Regions from separate parts of the Mus musculus genome. Here region 2 is linked to region 1. The links are chromatin contacts, found by Hi-C in ENCODE. All regions are on one chromosome and are shown on one strand. The core of a region is the stretch at or near the end of the contact, and the rest is flanking DNA. Distances in the headings are between cores, read along the strand shown. Region 1 overlaps Rad51b (RAD51 paralog B). Region 2 has its middle 34 kb from the start of 4933435C09Rik.

Region 1 (6,764 bases), core at 782-3,281:
CTCAGGGAAACGTGCTAGGTTATAGGATCTCTGTTAGGTATACATATTCTCCGAAATTCATTAAGCTATGCACTTTATTAGATGTAAATTGAATTTTAGGAAATGACATTAATCTGATCTTCAAGTTTTCCTTTCATAAATAAGAGAAATCACTCATCTCACTCTGTGTCTACTGCCTTGGCATAGGAGACCCATTCTTTCTTTGAATTTCCCACTGGCCACCATGCTCTCTCTGTCATAACCCTTCGTGTTAAATGTGACCACATTAAATTACATTCCTAGACTTGCATAGATTTTTTTTTCATACAATACTAAATGCTTTTGTCTTATTCAAGTTGCCTAAATTGAGGTATATCTCTAATATTTTTGGTTGCCATGGCGTTCCTCTTGTTAGGGGGACTATGGGGAACCAAATCAGCTGGATTGTTCATCCTTAGAATTCACAATCAAAAGAGTAAAACCAGCTGGGCGTGGTGGCATAAGCCTTTAATCCCAGCACTTGGGGGGCAGAGGCAAGTGGATTTCTGAGTTCGAAGCCAGCCTGGTCTACAGAGTGAGTTCCAGGACAGCCAGAGCTACACAGAGAAACCCTGCCTCAAAAAAACAAAAACAAACCAAAACAAACAAACAAACAAAAAAACCAAACCAAACCAACCAAACAAACAAAAAAGAGTAAAACTTTCCTCCAAAAAAGCAACATATTTTCTGAAAGCACAATATTCTCCTCCTTCGAAATGTATTTCCACCCATTGTATTTAAATAAAAGGCACTGAGAAGGGGTTCTGTGTCTCTGTAGTGACTTCCACAATTCACAGTACTACACAAAAAATGATGTCCTGACCCTTCTGATAAAATAACCTTTACAGCTCTTCAAAGCACTTTCTGAAATGTTCTCATATTTATTTCTGCCCTGAAGGAACAACATTATGGGGATGATATTGTATCAACCCTGTGGTACAGAGATCCCAGGTCAACAGAATATCTAACTTTTCAGAAGTTATTCAGCTCGCATGTGGGAGAATCCATTTTGTCATATACTCTGCCCTTTATTCATTTATAATACATTCTTATATTTGTTTCACTTAGACCCAAAATCAGTCTCCTTGCTAAAGAAATGTTGGATTTCAGAATATGAGAACATGAGTCCCTGAAACATGGTACCTTGTCATTGTGAGTATTTCAAGCTCTAGAAACTAACACATAAATGTATTCTCCTTCTTATTTATTTATTTAGGTTTTTCAAGACAGGGTTTCTCTGTGTAGCCCTGGCTGTCCTGGAACTCACTCTGTCGACCAGGCTGGCCTCGAACTCAGAAATCCCCCTGGCTCTGCCTCCCAAGTGCTGGGAATAAAGGTGTGTGCCACCACTGCCCAGCTCATAAATATATTCATATACATCCCCAAACGGAAAGAACACTTCTGGCCTTATTCTGCCTGTCTCCTCTGACATAAGCTATTTTAAAAGTTCTCTGACCCACCTCTTCAAGAAGCAGGTCATAAGGTTTCCTTTCTAGTGAACTTCTGTCCATATCTTGGAGGCTAAACAGAAATAGACCAAATCAGCTTTGGTAGGTACCCCCAGTTAGTACCACCCTCTGTCTTCTCATCAGATTCTGCCTAATGTCCCCAGAGCAGTTTCCATGGGTGTCTGAAGGCTTCCCTGTCACAAAAGCCTTCTGATAAATGTATTTGTTCTGCTTTTCTCTTGTAAATCCCCTTCTTTGACAGGGGTGTCAGCCATGAACCTTGTAACCAGTAAGGGAAGAATCTTATCTTTTCTCCTTGTTGCTTTCTGATGTCTGAACAAGGGACCCAAACCCCATTAGCAACAGTACAAACACGGATTGCTTTGCCAGCTAAGAACTTCCTCATGAGTAGGGAAATACGTGATGGGAGTGTCTATCTATAAACATGTACTTAATCCAACTGGGTGTCCTTCAGCTCCTAGTCATGTGTTTCCTACACTACTGCATTTCTTCCCCCTCCCCGTTTTTTTTGCTGAGCATGGTGATATTCACCTCTCTAAATGTGAGCCATGTACTTCCTCCTGTATGAGTTCTTCCCTAGTTTTCTGGAGTCAATTGTTCTCTTCCTCTGCTTGGCTTGTACAAGCAGAATAACAATTACTATCTTACTCAGTACAGTTATTTTCACATGCATCTGCTCTGCTGACCTGGCAGCATTTTTAAAACAGGAACCATGTGTCACTCATTGCCCTTGGCATAGAACAGTGGAACAAGACATCAAGAAAATGATGGCGAGGACTCGCTCTGGTACCTGTGATGTAGTTACCTGTGATGTATTTATCTGTAAATGAGTGGTAAACTCACTTCCCCAAACATACAATAACTGCCATTTGTAACCCTACCTCAGCACCCAGCTTGAGAATTCTGTTTTGGCCACTGACAACAGTTATCGTAGATTCATACACGCATATTTACTCCAGACATCTGTGACCATAACTCTTCATGGTTGGGTGGACTGGACACAGGAAAGGAAGCTGAAATCCAAGATTATCCTAGGCATACCAAGATGTCTGGTCACTTGCCCATACTATACCTAATTTGCTTGCCTGAAGTTATTATTTTATTTTACATCAAACATTATGATGAGTTATATATGCTACTTAGAGGTACAATCCCAACAGCTGAAGGTTTTCTGGGTCGATAGACCATGTTTTTCTATTCTCCTCTCCTCCAGACCCATCCCTTAACTTTGGAATATTATATCCAGGCAGGCAAATGAGAGATGGCAAAGGAGGTTGACTGCACACACCAGTAACACTCATTTACTCCTGTGCTTCCACTGACTTTCCGTAGATCCTGAACACTTCTGACAAATCATTTGGTACCTTCTACCTCTTCTAACATCTCTGAAATAATCCCTAGTTCAACATCCTTAACCTCATGAATGTCTCTAGACTCAAAGTCCTGCTGCTTAGCTTGTATACACTTTCTTCACCTTTAGCACATAGGAATACCCTAGGATGCCTCCTACACCTCTGGCATTCCCAGACATCAATGGAGCCTCGGGCATCCAAAGTATTTTGTCCTAGCTTGACTGAGAGCTACAAATCCCTGCCCATCCAAACACTACCTATCCAGCAAACTTCCTCTTCAGTCCCACTGTGCTAAACTGCCACCAAGCCTGCCAGTCTCTGAGAGTGCCAGGAATAGAACTCTATCCCTGTCTATCAGTCATTCCAGCACAAGATCCTTTGAACGGCTAGGAATTAGCAATTTAAACTTCTTTTTGGGTAGTCCCAATTAGCCACACTGTTGGTCAATATGGCACCCCCTACCCCTGATTACTATCAGAGGGGAGCCAGTCAAAACTGGCTACTCATTTAGGAGACATAGTCCTGAATGGGAGCCTCTTTCAAATGAAGAATTCTTAGGGCTCTATCCATTGCTTTCACTGAGTCTTTGTGAGGGCCCAGGGATGAAGGGTGTGTTTATTTGCTGAGCCATCTCAAGGGTCTGACTGGGTAGGATGATCACACACTTGTGTTTTGAGGTCCTTAGCTGTTAGTAAAAGAGAGCTGTGAGCCGTTGAAAGGTAAGCATGGGATAGGTGAGATTTATCTGCAGATTCATTCGCTCCACTGCTGACTTTCTCTGCATGCTGCTCTTTGCTGCCCCCCCCCCCCGCCACCCCCCAACCCATACAGCATAGACACTGTTTGTGACTCTTGCATTCTGGTTTCTGATGATCAAGGCTGACACTGGGTGCTTATTTAAACCAGATGTTTTCCACAAGAAAATGTCAAATAAGTAGGGGGTGGGGAGGGCTAGACCCATCACTAAAGCACGTAGGCCTTACAATGTCCCTCCTCCTAGAGACTGCTGATTTGACTCAGGTTTCTGAACTGAAAAACAAAACTGACATGCTTGGTTTTTTGTTGTTTTTTTTTTTTTCTTACAGTAAAGTGTAACTCTGTGTGTTCAAACAAGGATTGGTGTCAGGAAGCAGAGAGGCACCGTGAAATATGCTCATCTTTACTGTACGATTAGCTAATATAACTTTATAAATCTAAACACATAAATTTAGGAATAAATATTCATGAAGAATTTGCATTCTCATTAAATTAACATCTAAGTTTAAAAAAGCATACTGAAACTGTTGAAAGTAGTAAGTTCCTGTCACCAGGGCTGGCTGTCCTTGCTTGCTTGCCACGTGGCTTCTGCTTGCTGACTTGGATCTTTGTTTGCTTTTTCCTTCCTTAGGTCTTCCCTGGCTCCCATTGCACTAGCTAGGTTTGAATTTCTGTGATTCAAATGATGCATTAGGATGCATGCTGCATTAGGATGATCTGTGTCTGAACTCTCTCCAGAGCAGTTTCTTTATAGCAATCTATAGATTCCAAGAAAGCACTTACAGGCCTCCTCTTTCTCTCAACCCCACAGAGCAGGGATGGAGGCTCCATCTCTGTGCTACAGATAAGGAAACAGAGTCTTGCTTGAAAACTAGTAGCTGCTACGAAGGAGGGGAAAACAATTATTTTTAATTAAAACTAATTTAAATTGTAAATTAATGGCTAAGTATCTCTGGCAACAAATTAACAAGAGGAAAACATAAACATTTATTGATTATAAGGGTTTTAAAAAATGTATAGGGGTGTTTTGCCTGCATGTATATGTATAGGCTAGGTGCATGCTTTGTGGCTGATAAGCCAGTTGGGAGCTGCCATGTGGTTGCTGTGGACTGAACCCAGACCCTCTGCAAGAGCACCAAGTGCTTTTAACTACTGAACCACCGGCCCAGCGCCTTGAGCATAGGTTCTGTGTGCATGAAAGCCTTCAGAAATGAGGATTCAGGAAATTAGCTTATTTTTATGCTTAGGTTTAACAAAGAGGCCATTTGGAGAACTATGACAGAACAAAGGAAACCAGAAGTACACGAGGTTGGGGAGGGCTTAACAGGGCCTCTTCTCTGTGTCTGAAGATCTTCAGAATAAAAGATGTTCCTTTCCTCTGGGTCTGAAGGCAGCTGCCTAGGCTGGGTCTGATGACTACTTCAGAGGAAAGGGGTAAAAGAAGAGGGAGATCTTTTTACTTCTGCAGGGTTCTGCAAACATCAGGGTAAAAAAAAAAAAAAAAAAAAAAAATATATATATATATATATATATATATATATATATATATATATATATATATATATAATTTTTTTATTTTTTTGAGCAGCATGTCTTTAACCCTACCACCACTGAGAGTTATGGGAAGGATTCCAACTTCAGGGGAAGTGACTCAGAATTCTATTAGCCTGCTAAAGGATTTGTGAGGGGGACTGGTAGGCAGGTGAAAACCCCACAGCAAGGGTCCATGGATACAAGGATCAATTGCACTGAAATGGAGATATGAGCTGTTTATCAGTTCTCCCAGTCTCTGAGTGTTTCTGCATCTGATTAAACCCTCTTCCTTTGGATGGTGGGGAGGTGGGGACAGGGTAAGGGAACTTTTCTCCAGAACAACCTGTGACAGGGGCTGGCAGCGGCAACCCTCACTTCCCTAACCCCTGGCTTCTTCCCACCCCATCCCAGCCTCAGAAAAGCAGAAGGTAGAAGCAGAAGGTCATCTGCTCTGACCCTGCTCTTCTCTGTGTCTACCTATAGCACTGCAAACTCAGGTGCTGTACCTACACACAGTAACGTTCATAGGACAAATGCACAATGAAGTCCTCCTAGAAGGTGGGACAGTCTCGAGGGAAGGAGCTTAATATCCACCTAGAAAGGCTTACAATAGCAAGCCCATGGTTAGTGCCGTTTTGAGCCATTCCTTCATAGGAGGGAAAAGTGCACCCATGACTGGCCAGATTCCCTTGGCAGCCTGACTCAGGAGTCTCAGGTCTCTGGTCTCTATCCTTGTCTTTACCAGAAATCCTTCCACCTTGCCCCTTCTCTTAAGTCCTTTGCCAGTTCACACCTGCTACTGTTTTAGGTGTTGGGTGTGAATATGAACCCCAGATCCGTTGATTAATACACTAGTGAATAAGCAGGGATTGGAGGCAGAGGGTCACGTTTTACGTGGGAGTTGCATTCTCAAGTTAGCAAAATTATCACTGTCAAAATTACCCTGGGGAATCCCTTAAGCCTCCCAGTACAAGACACTTGTTTTTGCAGTTATAGAGCTGCACAGTAATGTGTGTATACGGTAATATGCATAGCACTTTTACTATGGACAAGTGTCACATACAGACCTGAAGTAGCTTTAATTATGTAGCAGAAAGGGTTCCCAGTTGAACTTGAAAAAAAAAATAATAAATGAGATGCTGATGCTACAACCCAGTATCTTTCACCTCAACTCCCACAGGCTTTTTACACACTTCTAAATAGGCTTAAGGGCTCCATTTACATGAAAAGGCAGACAGCTCCGGGAACCTTTGAGGCCTTCTCATAAGATACACAATCGCCACAAAAGGAAAGGAGAGAGCATTCTTTCACACACATCTCTTTCCTGTTTTTGCCTTGTGGCAGGAACAAAAAAAAAAAAAAAAAAACTGAAAGAGAAAGCCAGTAAAAGCTGCAGGCAGTTAACTTCTGCACCAGGCTGTGGAACAGGCCAAGTTTTAGAAGGCTTCCTTAAACTGTGACATTCGCAGCACAAAGCCCAGAGATGCAGTCTTCATGACAGGGTGGCCTAAAATCTGTGAAGGACAGGAAGTTTTCTCAAAATAAAGAAGCCTTCTAGTTGACCTGGAGTAAAACAATGGTTAGATAAGGCCCTTTAACAATTAATGGAAGATAAATGGCTTTTGTGAATGTGCTT
Region 2 (6,486 bases), core at 2,147-4,646, 340 kb before region 1:
TAAGAAGAAAGAATCAGAAGTGCTTGGGAGGAAAGGGAAGCAGAGAGAGGCCAGTGGGTAGTCTGAGGCCTGGGATCTTCTCTCTACCTTCCTCAGTGCTGGCCCCTGGGGCAGAGAGCCCTGCCTTCCCTTTCTCTTTGTTTGGTGGTGCTTATCTGGACTGGAAGGAGGCAGTGGCTTCCTCAGGAGACCCTTTACAGTCTTGCCTCACCCAAGATTCCCTAGGGCTGGAAGAAATCAAGCACACACCCACCTTCTCCCATTTCCACTCCATTTCCACCTCCTATCCAGAGCACTGAGTAGTCGTTTAAATGTGGTTAAGTACGGCTGACTAGTGGGTCCCTCCCCTGCCTGAGTGTGTCCTATCGACCTTTAATGTCTCCCCTCCTCGAAATTTGAGAGCATCTACAGGCAGTAGTGACCCAAAGCTCGCTCTATCTATGCACATAGGTCCTTCTCTTCCTCCAAAGCATAGCAGAACCCATGGTATAGATGCTTGGTGACAAGGGACACCATCTTTATTTTCAAACAAGACAGGAAAAGAAAAGGCACCCAGTGATGGAGGCTTCTGTGAATAATTACATTAGCAGGTGAAATAACTATCCTGGAATTGGTAATAATAAAAGTTGTTACCACTTTTTTTAAAAAAAAAAAAAAAAACATTGTATATGTGTGTTTTCCTTCTAAGAGGAGAAAGGGCAGGAATGGAGCAAGGTGCGGCCAGGGATAAGTTTTGGCTGAGAGTAGAATATGAATGGGTCATCTCCTCATAGGCACGCTCTCTCTGGCAGTCAGATGCCCACACAGGATTCCTTCTCCAGGTTTCTTAGTGTAGTTCAGATCTGCCCCAATCAGTGCAATCATTGTTACCTACTGTTGATGAGCGCAATATATAAGCATGTCACGCAAAAATGTACAACGAGTGAATATAAGCTATTTTGCAATTTTAAAAATTTCAGTTGGGGGTTAAAATAGCATTTTGAGGTCAAATAAAATGTATTATTTATTAATTCTAGTAAACACACATGATAGAAATAAAAATAAATTACAAGACATTAGTTGAAGGAGATTTTAATTTATTTTGTGTGTGTGTGCCTGGGAATGTGTGCACACATATAGAAGCCAGAAGTTGATCTTTGATGTCTTCCTCAGTTGCTCTCCATGTTATATTTTTTAAGTTTTTTTTTTTTTTTAAAGTATAAGGCCTAGAGAGATGGCTCAGTGGTTAAGAGCCCTGACTGTTCTTCCAGAGGACCTGAGTTCAATTCCCAGCACCCACATGGTGACTCACAATCTGTTGTAACTACATTGTCAGGGATGCAATGCCCTCTTCTGGCCTCTGAAGGCACCAAGCATGCCCATGGTATATACATGCAGGCAAACCATCCATACACTTAAAAACAACAAGCAAACAAAACCAAGTATGTGTGTGTGCATGTGTGCATACGGGTAGGTACCCACAGAGGCCAGAAGGGGTCCTTGCATCTCAGGCCATGTGTGGAGAACTCAGGTCCTCTAGAAACAGTACTCACTCTTTACTACCAAGCCACCCAGCACTCCTGTGGTCTCTACCTCCACAGCACTGGGATAACAGACCATCCATGCCATGTGTGGGGTGGCTTCCTCGTGTGAGTCTTGAGAAATCCAGACTCAGGTCCATAATGCGTGCGTGCGTGGGTGGCAACCACTTGTGAGCCATCTTCCCAAGCCTGAAGATGAATTCTTAAAATTAATTTCACCTGCTTTTTTTTCCCCCTTCTCACCATGGCAAGTAGAAAACGTTTAGATTTCGGGCATAGCTTACCAGTGTGGTTTGCTCACTTTACATTTTTTTTTTTACCAGTAGCTGCCCCACTGAGTATCAGACTGTGGCTTAGGAACAATTGTGTGACGCTGTGGCCCTGTGTTCGGTGGCCATGTTGTCCAGAACTCCCTCTCCTGTGTAAAGCAGGCAAAAGCAGAAATTCCTAGAAGAAATTAGGGCCATTCTGGGGAAAAGAAGGTGGGGGTGGGGGGCGAGATACAGAGGGCGGGGATATGGGAGGAGCCCCATCCATTAGCTAGTCTTGTCCGCTCATCTATGATTGGATCAGATCGCCCATTCATCTGAAATTGCAGGGAGGCCCTCATTCAATCACCCTAAGTGGAATCTGATCTTTATCTTGGGATAAACATTCCAAATGGAAGGTGAGTGCTGCCAGATAAGGGAGATAAGAAAGCCATATGGCCCTGTCACTGCAGGCTCCCTGGAGCTTATTCCTATAAGGATTAATGAGTCTGAAGGGGGATCTTATAAAGTCCTGTCTCTTGAGAAGGCAGAGCCTCCCAAGCCCCTATGTGGGCATGTGCACTGTCCGCAGACATAAAAGGCTAGAACTCAGACCTTGCTATTGCAGCCCTCTGGTCTTACTAGGGACCTCCTGCCTGCTCTGTCCATCTCTCTTCATTGCAAAAGCTTCACTATTACCAATGTTTATAACTCTACTGAGGATCCCAAACCCAGATTCCCACCTTGATGTAGGAATTCCCTCTGCCCACCTGCATCCCTGTTCAGGGCCCTGACCAGTAATGTCTGCCAGGATGGTAGGGGAGGGGCATTTTCCAGGTTGAGGGTTTTCTCTGGGTCTGTTAGGGCCTGGAGACGCAGGGAAGCTTGCAATCCCAGGCCTGGGGGAGGGCAGGTAATATGAACTCCCAAGAGAAAGGGATCTGGGGCAGAGGAGAGAGGGAGGGGAGAAGGCTGGCTTTCCAGCATGTTCTCTATACCCTGGTATCGAGAGGCACTCCATCCTTCATTCCTCTGGCGCTACTGCTCCTGCATAGCTGTGCTGACTCACAGTGGACATCAAGGTTCACAAGTGACTGTTCCCAGCGCTGGGGCAACTTCCAAACTGGGTCATGGTAACCAATGGTAACCGGAAGAATAGCCTATAGAGTCTGAGTGTCCCCATAGCTCTCTCTACAGACAGAGTAAGTAAATTTTACCAAGAAGGGAAACTGAGGCTCAGAGAGGCTGAGAGGTTGCCTGAGTCTGCATACGCAATAAGCGCTGCTGCGGCCAGTTGTCAAACCCTGAAGGTCAAACCTCAGAGTCACAATCTTGATGCAGAGAGGGGCCCCGACAGACACTCAGTGACTATTTCCTGTCTTCAGCAGCTTTGGTCAGTGGCGGGGAATCAGAAAGGCACTTGCCCAGACTCTCCCAGCCCTCACGTTGGACAGCCTCAAGTTAATGTGGACAGTTGTGCCTGACTGTCAAGCAAGCCAGTCTGAGCTGGATTCCATACTTTACTTGCTGAACAATCCAAGCCTACTGCTCTCTGAACAGCCCTGGCCAGGAAGAGACCACCCCTGGATCCGGAGTCCGGCGCATGGCAGGGGGAGTAGGAAGAGCTGAGGAGGGAGTGTGGGGCCCCAGAGTTCCAGCGGTGGGTTTCCCTGCTTCAGGCTTGCCCTGGCCAATGGTCTTGCTTTCAGGCTTCTCTGTGCTCTGAGCACATCTAAACATTTGGAGAAAAACAAGAAAGTGAACAATAGGCGCTTGTGGGCTGGAGAACAGGGCTGACTTCCCCCTGGGACCCGGGCGCTGTTCGTAAGCTGCCCCAGCTGCACTCTCACGGTTGGGATGTCACTGGGGCCTGGCTGAATTACAGCCTTGTCCTCCATGGGGCCTGCTACCAACTCCTTTCATACCCGGGGAATGCAAATGTTGGTAGGGGGATCTGGAGCTGTGTAGAGACAGAAAGCTTGCTTTCCTGCCTGGAATTTGGGAAATCAGACAAAAGAACACACACACATACACATACCCCTATTTGGCATGGAAGCTCTGCCAAGCCATGCCCTGACAGTTGTGTCCTAACCAGAGAAGTTTGCCCCACAGGAAAAAAACCAAAACCCCAGCTCTCTATCAAGTGGACTCTGGGCACAGCCCCAAGAAGCTCAGAGTCCACAGGACCTAGAGACAGAATTCCTAATGTGTGCCAGAGCAGTTTCACCAGGAGGTGGTAGCAAAAGTACCCCCATTAGTTATAGCACTGAGGGAGGTGGGCCAAAGGTGCTCTTCTGAGCTGGCTCCTCTGAGGTTTTTAAGACTGTTGCTTCTCACCATTACAGCCTAAGCCACAGGGAATGAGAATGTAGTCAAAGTATCAAGATTAGAACAGAGAAGAACAAAACAGAGCCCAGACCCCCTCTCAGCTAGGGCTGACCAGTGGTATCATTCATACCCAGTAAGTAGGGCTAAGTTTCCCTGTCAAGAGTTCCTCACCTTTGTTCCCAGGACTGGAGGCGGCTTTGAGCAGTGTCCCGTCTGGGTGGCATCCCTGGAACAGGTCTCAGGCCCTGGTGTTTTTGAAGTAGCTGCCCAGACATCCCATCATAGGCTCAGGAGGGTGAATAGCCCTTCTACTCACCCCTCCCACTCCCCAACAATGTTCTGGATCTGAGAGCACTTCTGGGTTGTTTGTGCCCAAGGACAGGAGGAATTTGGCAAGAAGTCTGTGGTTGGAGGACAGTGCATTTACTTTGTGAAAGGATGAGTGAAGGACCATTCGGGGAAGTAGGGAGCACTGTTGTCAGAGTTGGGACTGGAGAGATTAGAATGGGTCAGAGGACTCCTATGAAGGACATGAGTAACAAAATGGGGGGTTCAGAACAAATGGGTTGACCTCTGGAGAGCAAAGGCAAGGCTTTAGTGTCTAAGAACTTCAAAATGGCTGTTAGGTCCCGCTAGATATGTGGTTCCTCCTCTTTCCTGCCCTAAATAGTTTTGGAGACAGAATCGTCTTTTTTTTTTTTTGAACTTTTATGAGTGTCTGTTTGTCTGTCTATATGTATGCACATCACAGGAGTCCCTGTGGAGGGCAGGAGGACTCTTGGGAATTGGTGTTATGAACAGCTGTAAGCTACCACGGGGTAGCTTACCCAAGCCAGGTCCTTTGCAAGAGCAGCAGTGTTCTTAACTTGAGCCACTGCTCCAACAGTGAGACAGTGTTTTTATGCAGCCCAGGCTGACCTCAAATTCTCATTCTCCTCCGTCTGTCTCCAGAGTGCTGAGATTAATGGACTACATTATCACCATACCTGCTCTTAGTCTACTTGTTGGTCACCTGGGACTGTGAAACCTTCGTAGTCTCTGCACTTCTCCTGCACTTCTCTGCACTGTTCCTTTCAGCACATTAACATGAGGCTTTGTTCCTTGTTAGGGAGCTGGGCTGAGTCCCACAGGGGCAGTGTCTCTAGGCACCCTGATCTTCTTGTATTCACTGCTCTCTTGAAAGTTCACTCATCTAACAAGAAGGAGGTAAGCAAGCAGCCTGTATGCATGCTTGAAGGGGACACTCTGTTCCTTGGAAGTAAAATAGCATTACCATTGCTTTTTTTTTTTTTTTTTTTGATTCACAATCTCTTGTATCTTTTCCACCAAGCCTCCCAAAATTTCTATTAAATCAGTGCAGCCTTAAAACTGAGCAAATACAGTAATTTCACTTGCCTTGGAGACACAATCTTTGACCGTGTATGTCCACAGTTTCATGTGGGCTTTCCCAGTGTATTCTTTCCCCTTCACAATTGAACACACAGTTGTCTGGCTTAAATCAAGAGAGCATCTGAGTTAGGCTAACTATTCCCCACTCTTGGCGTTGCCTAATGACTTCCATCTTTGTTTAAGTTACATTAGGTTTGTGAGACCTGCCCTTTTTTATCACCAACATCAGTACTTCAAGTTTCCATTTCCATTCATTCTTATGAAAGAACTCAGGTCAAAATGCAATGAAAATATTCCAAGACTCACACAAGCACCACTGAACGGGCAGCAGGTGATGCTGCAGAAATGGAATTGTTGCTTGGCAGGATGCAGCACCGTGGATGCCTCAAGCACTTGTTCACCGGCCAACCTGGGACAGTCTGAAACCAGAGCTTGTCCCAAGAGCTTGGGATGGTGTTATATAAGTCAAAGGGAAACATACGTCTCTGCCAGAGTCAGAGGTCGAAGCCAAAGGCGACTAGAATGATCTCATCTTAGGAAGCACAACAGGTGTAAATCCTGGCACCTCTCGTTTACTTGGGCAAACATTGCCATGCAATGAAGCTGTGGGTGAGGGTTGCTTCCTACAGCAGGGTGCCCTGTGCACATGCCCATACACCTTCCAGCATTCCTGAGTTTGGGGATGCATGAAAAAAGTGGGTCGGAGGACCCAGCACCCTGCTACACAGCTAGAGAGACTAGGCATGCCTATCAGGGAGGTCAGTCAAGTGGCCGAGTTCTAGTCAGGGCTTTTCCTAAGATACAGCAGCTCCAGGCCGCTCTGTTCACTGCATGACAGAGGACAGGGGCAAGTTGCTATCATCTGAAGAGATAGGGGGCTTACGGCCAACAGAGTGGTGAAAGGACACTTAGTATTCCTTGAAGACATTCTTCAGGAGACCAACAAGGAAGTCCCTGCCAGTCAGCAATGGGAGCTGGCATTGTCTGGTGTGGTCCTTGTA

Evidence for each region. A loop is a pair of places that touch in the nucleus more often than their neighbours do.
Region 2: a loop to region 1 is called in a map of CH12.LX, with 2.5 times the contacts of the local background. The contact joins two enhancer-like sites. A Hi-C loop is called at or near these places in 2 of 37 maps with a recorded cell type or tissue (CH12.LX and v-Abl transformed pro-B cells).

Annotation. Positions count from the first base shown.
Region 1 is chr12:79,625,643-79,632,406 of GRCm38, reverse strand. The region is part of intron 7 of Rad51b (RAD51 paralog B); the gene reads right to left. Among named protein-coding and RNA genes, the nearest start is that of Gm36048, 170 kb to the left of the region's middle. Within about 2 kb of position 2,031, at least 1 of the 3 ENCODE cell types and tissues checked has a DNase peak (open chromatin) inside an H3K27ac peak, as active enhancers do.
Region 2 is chr12:79,967,492-79,973,977 of GRCm38, reverse strand. No RefSeq gene overlaps it. Among named protein-coding and RNA genes, the nearest start is that of 4933435C09Rik, 34 kb to the right of the region's middle. RefSeq lists an enhancer at 2,086-5,348. Within about 2 kb of position 3,396, at least 3 of the 3 ENCODE cell types and tissues checked have a DNase peak (open chromatin) inside an H3K27ac peak, as active enhancers do.